Linked DNA regions of Homo sapiens: region 1 is linked to region 2. A link is an interaction called in ENCODE POLR2A ChIA-PET data of the cell type or tissue named here. Cell type or tissue: OCI-LY7. All regions are shown on one strand. Links, peaks and the distances in the headings refer to the core of each region. The heading gives the core; the rest is flanking DNA. Region 1 overlaps SLF1 (SMC5/6 complex localization factor 1). Region 2 holds the start of LOC102724720 (a long non-coding RNA gene).

The links. Peaks named below come from ENCODE experiments on the same cell type or tissue, not always from the same donor. Only the 100,000 strongest peaks of a DNase experiment are listed, where the experiment ranks them.
Region 1: POLR2A ChIA-PET joins it to region 2 with 10 read pairs; 2 of 35 experiments call an interaction of 5 or more read pairs at or near these places.

What each region holds. Positions count from the first base shown.
Region 1 is chr5:94,625,561-94,630,946 of GRCh38, forward strand. SLF1 (SMC5/6 complex localization factor 1) reads left to right here. Exons shown (of 21, transcript NM_032290.4): 2 at 3,251-3,364; 3 at 3,532-3,607; 4 at 4,943-5,183. The coding sequence starts at 3,251. Among named protein-coding and RNA genes, the nearest start is that of SLF1, 9.6 kb to the left of the region's middle. In OCI-LY7, for the core only: no CTCF peak of the experiment used is centred there; no DNase peak of the experiment used is centred there.
Region 2 is chr5:95,832,027-95,837,412 of GRCh38, forward strand. It overlaps LOC124901029 (a long non-coding RNA gene), which reads right to left. Exons shown (of 3, transcript XR_007058876.1): 2 at 1,685-1,799. LOC102724720 (a long non-coding RNA gene) reads left to right here and starts at 2,801. Exons shown (of 3, transcript NR_157807.1): 1 at 2,801-3,240. It also overlaps the pseudogene GGCTP1. RefSeq lists enhancers at 2,661-2,770, 2,891-2,940. In OCI-LY7, for the core only: CTCF peaks have their summits at 3,051 and 3,256; DNase peaks (open chromatin) are centred at 2,555 and 3,065; H3K4me3 peaks cover 2,910 bases; H3K27ac peaks cover 1,665 bases.

The DNA.
Region 1 (5,386 bases), core at 333-5,332, 1.2 Mb before region 2:
TTAGTAGAGATGGGGTTTCACCATGTTGGCCAGGCTGGTCTCGAACTCCTGACCTCAGGTGATCCACCCACCTTGGCTTACCAAAGTGCTGGGATTACAGGCGTGAGCCACCATGCCCGGCCAAGACCTATCATTTTCTAAAGGAAATTTGCTTAAAGGATTTAAAGAAATAATTCCCTAGAAATAATGAAAGCATTTCTCCCTAGTTGTGGACATATGTTTTATAATCCAAATGTGGCTTTTTTGTGTGTGTTCATATGTGTTCTGCATCAGACTAAATCATTATTATTTCTAACAACAGCATATTCTTCATAGTTTTTATGTATTGCTGGTCCATATTGTTAATGGTTATTAACATTCAAGAGCTACATTAATTAACCCATGTAAATGGTTTTAAAAAATTGTATGATTAGGTCGGGCGCGGTGGCTCACGCTTGTAATCCCAGCACTTGGGAGGCCGAGGCAGGCAGATCACAAGGTCAGGAGATCGAGACCGTCCTGGCTAACACGGTGAAACCCTGTCTCTACTAAAAATACAAAAAAAAAGCCAGGCCTGGTGGCGGGCGCCTGTAGTCCCAGCTACTCAGGAGGCTGAGGCCGGAGAATGGCGTGAACCCAGGAGGCGGAACTTGCACTGAGCCGAGATCACGCCATTGCACTCCAGCCTGGGCGACAGAGTGAGACTCCATCTCAAAAAAAAAAAAAAAAAAGTAATTGGATGATTAATACAGTAAAGGGTTCCTTATACAAGAAGCTTGATTTATTTACTGATGATAGTGTTTCGTGTATATGATTAATTTTTCATAAGAGACCAATCCCTATTATGTGCACTTAAAAATTTTATACTGACTAGACCAAATCCCTGTAACTTTTTTTAAAAAGCATTTATTTCATTGGAGAGCCTTATCTTTAAGGCACTTTCTTATGTTCTGTATCTGAGTTTTAGAGGGTTAAAATACATTGTACCTCTTTGCCCCTTTTGCAGCCAGTTGAGAAATGCAAAAATCAGATAAATTGAGGTTGAAATACCAGCTTTTTTATTGAGTAAACATTGTTTTGAAGGAGATGATGGTTTTTGTTTTGGTTTGTTTTTTCTGCATCCTTCTGCAAGAAGGAGATAGTTTTGATATGGAACCATAGTGTGCTTCTTAGTACATAACCTCCGAATTGACTTACCCACACAGGCAGTGCAGGACTACTACTGGCAGCTCCTTAGGATGTGTCAGAAAGCATTGATATGGACCTTCTTTGCAAATATGCAGATACACTGAGCAAAGCACATCCATTTAGTTGTCTCAAGGAGCTTCTCCAACGAAATGGGGAGTGATGAAGGGTAGAGAAAAACCAAGAGTGCAGTTACCCTAGCTGAACTTCTCCTCTTCAAAACTATAAGCAAGGAAATAAAAGTTCACTTCTGAGTAATGCTTTAGATTATATTGAGACTTTCTTTCAATTTTTACTCTTAAATGAATCTCAACCTTTAAATAAATGTATATATATTACATTTACATGTCTTTAAAAATAGACTCTCTGTGAAGAACATTTCTCACTTCACCAGTTGCGTGCTATTAGTCCTGGGCTCAAATCGTCACAGTTTTTAAAGTTTACTTGTAATTGTATTGAAAGAAGTCATTGTTTCTTTAATTATTGAAAACAGCTACTGTTGTTATTCTAGCTATGACATTAGTTAAATATTAATAACCCACAGTTATGGTGACAAAATTGTTAGAAAAATGAAAAATTGCCCTAATTTCTCTAGTCCCTGCTTTGCTTGTCTGTGGAAAGATTGAGATTTTTCTCTAATACGCTGTCTAGTTCTCCAGTTCAACTTCATGTAAACAAACAGAATTGTATTCTGATGAGAAATTCTGTGAGTTATGTACTCCCTAAACACAAAGTACTTTTTGTGAACTACATTAAAATATGGATTAAGGTCCCTATGAAAATAAACTTAGATTTTTTTTAAAAAGTGATTTTTTCCAAAAAGTGATTTTTTCAGTCTACCTTGTAAATGATGAAATTAACATATATATATATATATATATATATATATATATATAGCAAAGTTAAGAAATATGGATTGCAAATAGGATCTAGGATTATTATGTGTACCCACTTTACTAAATGCTGTGAGACCATGAGTTCTATTAACTTCTCCAGTAACGTATACATATTTAATATGTGTCCACAGAGACTTTAAAGTCTCTGTGGAGTATAAAATCTGATTGTATCATTGTCTGTAGGTTTCAAAAGCTCTTAGCGAACAACAGTACTTTTTTTTTTTTTGAGACGGAGTTTCACTCTTGTTGCCCAGGCTGGAGTGCAATCGCGTGATCTCGCCTCATGGCAACCTCTGCCTCCCGGGTTCAAGCGATTTTCCTGCCTCAGCCTCCCGAGTAGCTGGGATTACAGACGTGCCGCCACGCTGGGCTAATTTTGTATTTTTAATGGAGACAGGGTTTCACCATGTTGGTCAGGCTGGTCTCGAACTCCTGACCTCAGGTAATCTGCCCGCCTCGGCCTCCCAAAGAAAGTGCTGGGATTACAGGCGTGAGCCACCGCTCCTGGCCAACAATACTTTCTTTATTTGTTTATTTATTTTTGAGATGGAGTCTTGCTCTGTCACCCAGGCTGGAGTGCAGTGGCATGATCTTGGCTCACTGCAACCACTGCGTCCAGGGTTCAAGCAATTCTCCTGTCTCAGCCTCCTGAGTATTACAGGCACCTGCCACCACACCTGGCTAATTTTTATATTTTTAGTAGAGGCAGGGTTTCACCATGTTGGCCAGGCTGGTCTAGATTTCCTGACCTCGTGATCCGCCGGCCTCGGCCTCCCAAAGTGCTGGGATTACAGGCGTGAGCCACTGCACCCAGCCCAACAATACTTTTTAAATGAAGCTTGTATAACATTATTATGCCAGTATTTGTATAACATTCTATCATTTTCTGAAGAAGTATATTTATTCATCAATGTGTTTTAGTGTCAAGTAATGTATTAATCCAGACTTTCAATGTTCAAATCAGAAAGAAAACCCTCACTTAAGGCCACATTTTGAGAAGATAACTTTTAAAACTAGTTTCTATCGTATATAAGTAATTTTAATATTGTTTTAACAGCTGTGCCTAACATCTTTAATTCATTGTATGTTTAATAGTTTATTTTTAGTACTCATAGTTAAGAAAAAATAATGTCAACCCTGTGAATAATATCTTTAACACACATTATCTTCTGTATGTTTGTATTTGTTAGATGGAAGATGGTACCCCAAAGCATATCATCCAGATGACAGGATTTAAGATGGAAGAAAAAGAAGCGCTAGTCAAATTACTTTTAAAACTAGATTGCACTTTTATTAAGAGTGAGGTAAGAAACTTATCAAAATGTTCAAGATATATTTGAAAAATAACTACAATTCAAATACTGGCCTAAGAATGATAAAATGCCTTCTTGATATTGTAGCAATAAAAAGGATGTGTCATAAAGGGAGTCTTACTTTAGTAACATTTCTTGATGTGGATTTTTCCCTCCAGAAATACAAAAATTGTACACATCTTATAGCTGAACGCCTATGTAAGAGTGAAAAATTTTTAGCAGCTTGTGCGGCAGGTAAGTTAACTGTCTTCCCCCAACTTTTAAAAACAATCTTCGTGTTAAAGCAAAAGTATTTTAGTCTCTGGAGAGATAGCATATTTACATATCAAACCTAAATGTGTTTTTCTGATATTTTTTGAAAATATTTAATATATTTTTTGGCTTATTACTCTTCTAAGTAAAATTTTGTAACACATGAAAAATGTATTAAATAGGCAGAAATATTTACCTCAACAAGGATTTAGTGTGTTTTGTTTAAGACAAAAAAAAAATACATTAATGAAAAGACTGGCACAAAATGTCAAAATCTTAAGCTTTTGTTAAAGTCTCAGCTGTTTTCAGTCAAGTTTTCTTTGATCTGTCATTTGATACAGGCAGTGCTTTTGTTCTCTCTGCTGCTTCTATCCATATTATGAAGCAATGGTCATACTATTTTATTTTTCTAAGATATTAAATACTATAGACCCAAATTAAGACTTAGTCTTCTCCTCTATCGTTTTGTATTTTATAGCTTTCTCTGCTGTGATTGATCTGACATATCATTAGTCTACTGATTGCAAAAAAAGAAGCATATGTAACTTGGGTGAATTTATCCTTTTTGGATTAACTTACAAGGAAAACACTTGCATTCGTTTTTAACTTTACAAATGAAAACATACATTGTCCATAATGTTCAAAAAGATCATTGATGCCCAGATAAAGAAACTGTTGGTCGGGTGTGGAGGCTCATGCCTGTAATCCTAGCACTTTGGGAGGCCAAGGCAAAAGGATCACTTGTGCCAAGGAGTTTAAGACCAGCCTGGGCAACGTAGCGAGATCTCATCTCTTAAGAAAAAAAAAAGAGTTGTTATAAAATGACCTGAAAAATTCTTTAACTCAGTAAATTTGTTTTACAGAGTAATAATGCCGTGAACAATATTGGAAAAGCTGTTAGCATAGGAGGAAGAATATAAATCTAACCCAAAATAGTGAATAATGATAGTAATAATAATTCCAGTAATACCACATTTTATTTTGGATTTTAAAGCTTTAGATTTATGTTTAGAATTATAAAATTGTAATTTAGAATTATATTTAAATGAAACTGTAATTATAACTAAGTTATAGCTATGGAATTATATTTAGAATTATAATTATTTGTCATGGAAAAGATTACATACAATGTTCAGTGATATTGTAAGCCTCTTACTATCAGAAAATTTCCCCAAAATGCATAGTTCAAAGATAATGTTAGCAGCATAGCTTAAGAGTCTTATCTTGAAAAAGGTTGACTTTTATATTTGATCTTTATTGTTTATCATTTATCAGAACCAAAATTCCTTTGTGACTGACAGCTCATTTGCTTTCTAGGAAAGTGGATACTAACCAAGGACTATATAATTCATAGTGCCAAAAGTGGCAGATGGCTTGATGAAACAACTTATGAATGGGGATATAAAATTGAAAAAGATTCCCGTTATTCACCTCAAATGCAATCTGCACCTAAAAGATGGCGTGAAGAACTGAAACGCACTGGTGCTCCAGGAGCCTTCCACAGATGGAAAGTTGTCCTCCTTGTTAGAACTGATAAGCGAAGTGATTCTCTTATAAGGTAGGATGTGATTACATAAAAGCTAAAGCAATTAATGAGAAAATAATTTTGATTTGCATGAGTACTTTCTGTATTTTTTTGCAATTATTAGCCCAAATGAGCCATGGTGATTTACTCCAATCTCCTAGGTAAGCCATTATGCTCGTTTAGACTTATGTGTCTTTAATAGAACAAAATCTACTTTACAATATTGTTTTAGATTA
Region 2 (5,386 bases), core at 183-5,182:
TGGGAGAAATTGCAGAGTCTGGCTTGAAAGGGACATGTGAGTCTCCCATGGGCAAGTGCACATGGAAGGTGACAGCCTTGAGTTGTCTTGTTTCCTATCACTGGGCAAGGAGAGCCCAGCATAAGAGGCTGTGGGGTGTACACAGAGGCAGAGGCTGAAGGGGCTGGAGGAGGTCAACCTGCAGCTTGATCTGCCACATTGGGGAAGCCATGTATGTGAGAGAGCCTCTTTGAAGAACTTACCTGGCAGCCTCAAAGAGCCTGTTTTAGGGTGCCAGCTATTAAGATGGTTAGTGTTGGCCAGTGAGGCCATGAGCATTCACAGAGAAAGAACCATAACATAGGAAGTTCAGTAAGGAAACAGTTACCCTCCCTCTCCATTGCCTCTCCCAGTCCCCAACTTTGATAAAGGAGGGGCAGGAGCTGTCATTGAACCTGATCATGACCCATCCCTCTCTACTCCAAGAGGAAAAGTGAAGGGACAGGAGTAAAAGACAGATATGCCCTCTGCCCACTGCAGGTGCCCCCAGGTCATGATGGGGGTGGGTGGTTTGAATAGATATGATTGTAATTTTACACTCGATTAGACCAGAATTTTTAACAGCTAAAAGTGAGAAGAAAGCTATGGGACCCCTCCATTTCTGCCTCCCTCATAGGGATGGGAGATTGGACAGAGCACAGTTGTAAGTTGTGATCAGTTAAACCCCACCCCCCACTGCCCCACATTTTAGGTTAGTTTCCCACAGCTCCATATATGTGATATGGGCAGACTATCTCTGGAAGGATAGAGAAGAAATGAGGAAATGCCTCTTGAAGAATGACTTGCAGACTGACCCCAGGCCAGGTATACTTCCTGCATATTTTTTGTGCTAGTTTTTGTTTGCTTGTTATCACATGCAAATATTACACAAAATAGGCAGAAGGCATGCCAAAGCAGTGAGAGGGAACAGGGAGGATGGAAGAATGGAGACAGGACCCTTATATCTCAGAAAAAATCAACCAAATTTATCTCTTTAAGGTAACAGGTTCACACTGAGGTGCAAAACTCATATCTATTATTTGCCCCAGAAGGAATGGGTGCCGGGGTGATGGACGCTACTTTGCACACAGTTTGGTCCTGAGGGGCAGAGGAAGTGAGGATAAATGAGGATACTCACAGACAAGTTGCATGCTAGAATTGGCCTATCCGGGTGGCAGGAGACAGAAGAGACACTGGGATGCACACAGCCCTCCACCTGCCTGTCCTCTGCCTAAAGGAGTCTCTTAACCACTTCCTGGGTCATGAGAACATTCCAGAAAGTGGAACCTGACCCTGGCCTTCCCCACCAGACTGCGTGCAAAGGAAAAATCACTTCATTCAAGGATGAGTAGTCGGAAAGCGCCATCACGAGATCTGTGTACAGATAATAACAGAGGAAAGGGGTGTGGGACAGGGAGAGAAGAAACATCACCACGGTATTACAGATATATGTACAGGATTCTCCCTGTGACACTGTTTGTAATAATGATAATAATAATAGTAACTTTAAAACTTGAGAATGGCCTAAATATCCATGAATAAGGAACTAATTCTACAAATCATGGTACATCTATATAACTAGTTCTTTTGAAGCCTATTTTGTGTAATATTTGTATGTGATAACAAGCAAACAAAAACCAGCACAAAAGGTATGCCGGAAGTATACCTGACCTGGGGTCAGTCTGCAAGTCATTCCTCAAGAGGCTTTTCCTCATTTCTTCTGTATCCTTCCAGAGATAGTCTGCCCGTATCCATAAAATCATGAGTTCTGTCTGTACATGCTAATATGGAAAGATATTCAAGATATATAACTTTAAGCGATTTATTAAATAGGCAACATATAAACATAGTATAAAATCCTAATAATACAAAAGGGTATACAGTGCAAAGGAAGTTGCTCTTTTTTTTAAAAACCACAAATATGTTTATTCCTCTAAAAACAGTATACCATCTTTCCAGTTTTCAAAATGTTATCATCAATTATCTGCAGATTACTCTCATTAATCTGATTTTTTAAAATCTCAGAGCAGAGCAATTCACCAGCACCATCATCAAGCGAGCTACAAATCTATCCTTTACCAAAGCAAGGAGACACTTAAGATCAAGTCAAGAGAAGAGCTTTCAGTGTTTGCATAAGGGGTACTCACATTCATTTGTCACACACTTCAGGGCCCCATATCCCCCTTTTAAACTGTCTAACTCCTAACCCGGTCTATTTTTATAGTCTGAAAACAAGGAGTCACCCAAGTGCGATATTCCTTCAGAGCACTGTTGAAAATGGATCAAACATGGAGATCCTCCAGATCCCTGTTCTCAAGTGTTAAAAAATATTTTATATTAGCACATAGAATATCCTTAGATATATTCTGTTATGTTCTAAAGAGTTTGTGTTTCTCCCTTTTTGATGATGTCTTCAATTTCTTCTGAGACCTTTCCTGTATAGTCATTTGGTTCTATTGCTTTTAACTTCTCTTGATACTCCAGCGGCAAACCATTTTTATTTTTGCACCCATGCAAATAATCTTTTTATACTGTGAAGACGGAGGAGCACTTTCGTAATTTGTCATCAGATATCTTTGACAGGTTATTTCTCTTCCTTCTTGAGTTGAAACTTTAACTTCTATTACAACATATGTTCCTTTTTTTTTTTTTTCTTTTTTGAGACGGAGTCTCGCTCTGTCGCCAGGCTGGAGTGCAGTGGCGCAATCTCGGCTCACTGCAAGCTCCGCCTTCCGGGTTCAAGCAATTCTCCTGCCTCAGCCTCCTGGGTGGCTGGGACTACAGGCGCCCGCCACGACGCCCAGCTGTTTTGTATTTTTAGTAGAGACGGGGTTTCACCATGTTGGCCAGGACGGTCTGGATCTGCATGCGGGCCACACAGAAGCCCGCCGCCGAGGGGTTTCGGAGGTGGATACTCTCGTCAGCCGGTTGCTACCGTAGGCGAAGTACAGAAAAATGTCCTCATCCGGGCCCGGGACGTCCCTGCAGCCCAAGTTCGCCATGTCCCACTGCTGCCTGCACGGGAGCCTGGAGCAGAGCTGTGAGGAGCCGCCAGAGAGCGCAGCGCGGCGGCCCAGGACCCCGGCCCAGTGACTGCCTCGCCGCCGCCTCCAGGAAGTTGCACTTTTACCTCATCCCTCAACAGTTCAGATCCTCTCACCAGGGGCAACCCCTATTTTTGGATTCTTGTGCTAGGATATGTTATCAAATTTTTTTAAAAAGGTCAGACCACCGTATGATTCCATATGTGTAAAATTTAGAAGATTACATATATATTTGCAGGTGTGGGTATGTGTACAATATATATATGTTATACATATACACAATACAATATATAAAATCAATATATATTATTTTTTCTAAAACGGGACTGATGACTCAATTAATTAATTAATAATTTCCCCATCAGTCAGATGGGGAAGGGGCTTTTTATTTTCCATCTTTCTTCATTGAATATTTACCATATGCACTTTCACTTGTATGTTTAATCTTTTTATTTATTTAAAGTAGGTACTGGGATGTAGGGAGTTGGAGAAACCCGTTTGGACTAGACTTTAAAGAACTGTGGCAGAAGGGTATGAGATACAATAACAGCTTGAGGGAATAGCAGGATTGAGAAAAAGCATCTTTCATTTAAGGGAAACTCGACTATGTTTGTTTTATTTTTTTCCTTTTGCAGAGAGGAAGCAACTAGTTGAGGGGGGAGAATATGAGAGAGAGAGACAGAGAGAGAGAAAGACGATGCTTGATGGAGCAAAGTCACCAACAGCACTGGAGGAGGGGACAGAGGGCCAGGCAGTGGGGCTGACCTCAGAGAAGAGGGGTGCACCTTTGGAGGGTGCACCGGGAAGGGAGGGGACAAACAAGGAGGGTGCCGAGGCTGAGGATGGGCAAGCTAACTGGCCACAGTGCAAGCCCAAGGGGACGAGGGATTCCAGACTCTGGACACACGGCCGAAATAGCCAACTGTGGGCTCCTGGCTACAGAGGAGGTGAGTGGAGCCAGGAGAAGAAGATGAGAGAAGAGAATGGAGAGGCATTAAGTCAAGATGAAGAATAAAAACTGGTTCAGTGCCAGGGTTTAAAAAAACAATAATATTTTTAAAACGTTATGCCCAGTGACAGGAAATTCAGGCTCTGGGTGACAGGAAATTCAGTAGGCACTCGGTGGCTGCTGGGCTGCATGACTCAATTTGTGTAGCAATGTCGAATGCTGAAACAAAAAATAAAAGTTTTTTAAAAAATACTTTCAAGGTTTTGGGAAATATAATTTTGGTTAACATGACCCCACAATTAAATGAGGTCTATTTAATTAGGGAGGCAGTACTTCTGGAGGAAAACAAATTGCCTAGGCTGTCAATTTAGCAATGCAACAAAACATGAAATCAATAGTTTATTAATATCAGGTGTATGGGTATACACCTGCCTTATACAGAAGTAAGAGCTGTATTCACACACCTAGTTGCAAAGAAATTAAACATGAGCTGAGATGCTCAAAGAAAATGAATCACTTAGGGATAGAGCATCTCTAATTCGAAAGGACAGTTTGTCCCACCCAGAAACAATCTCTGGGCTCATGTGTAGATGGAACTGTCACTTGGAATGACTTGTCAAAAGGGCTTCAGGTAAAACTAAAGCTGAAACTGAAAGGTAAAACTCTGAGCTAATAATAACTATTGACCCACATCACCAGAAAGTTTTGGAAATGAATCAAGAGGAAACAACAGCCACTTAGCCCTTCCTCACCCAAGAATCCTCTCTGCCATTCCTTTCCATCCAGCACTTTTTCCCTGTGTAATAACTTTTGGCTCTCATATTTCATTACTCCTCCACAGAATATGAGGTTCAATTACAGGACTCTCACACAGATAGATGACAAGTGTACTTGTGACAAAATGTTCTCTAGTGGGCTTCTGGCTAATATATTTTTGGCACATCCAAATTATGAAAGAGGACACAATTGTTGGTAAAACCAAGGAAGGCATGTATGTGCTGAGTATTCTGTGTCTAAAATCAAAGTAGGCTGGGCACAGTGGCTCACGCCTGTAATCCCAGCACTTTGGGGGACCGAGGTGGGTGGATCATTTGAGGTCATGAGTTCAAGATCAGCCTGGCCAACATGGTGAAACCCCATCTCTACTAAAAACACAAAACTTAGCTGGGTATGGTGGCATGTGCCTGTAATCCCAGCTACTTGGGAGGCTGAGGCAAGAGAATCGCTTGAATCCAGGAGGTGTAGGTTACAGTGAACTGAGATCACAGCACTGCACTCCAGCCTGGGCGATACAGTGAGACTCCATCTCAAAAAAAAACCCCAAAAAACAACAAAAAAAACAAAAAAACACAAAACCACTCACAAAAAAACAAAA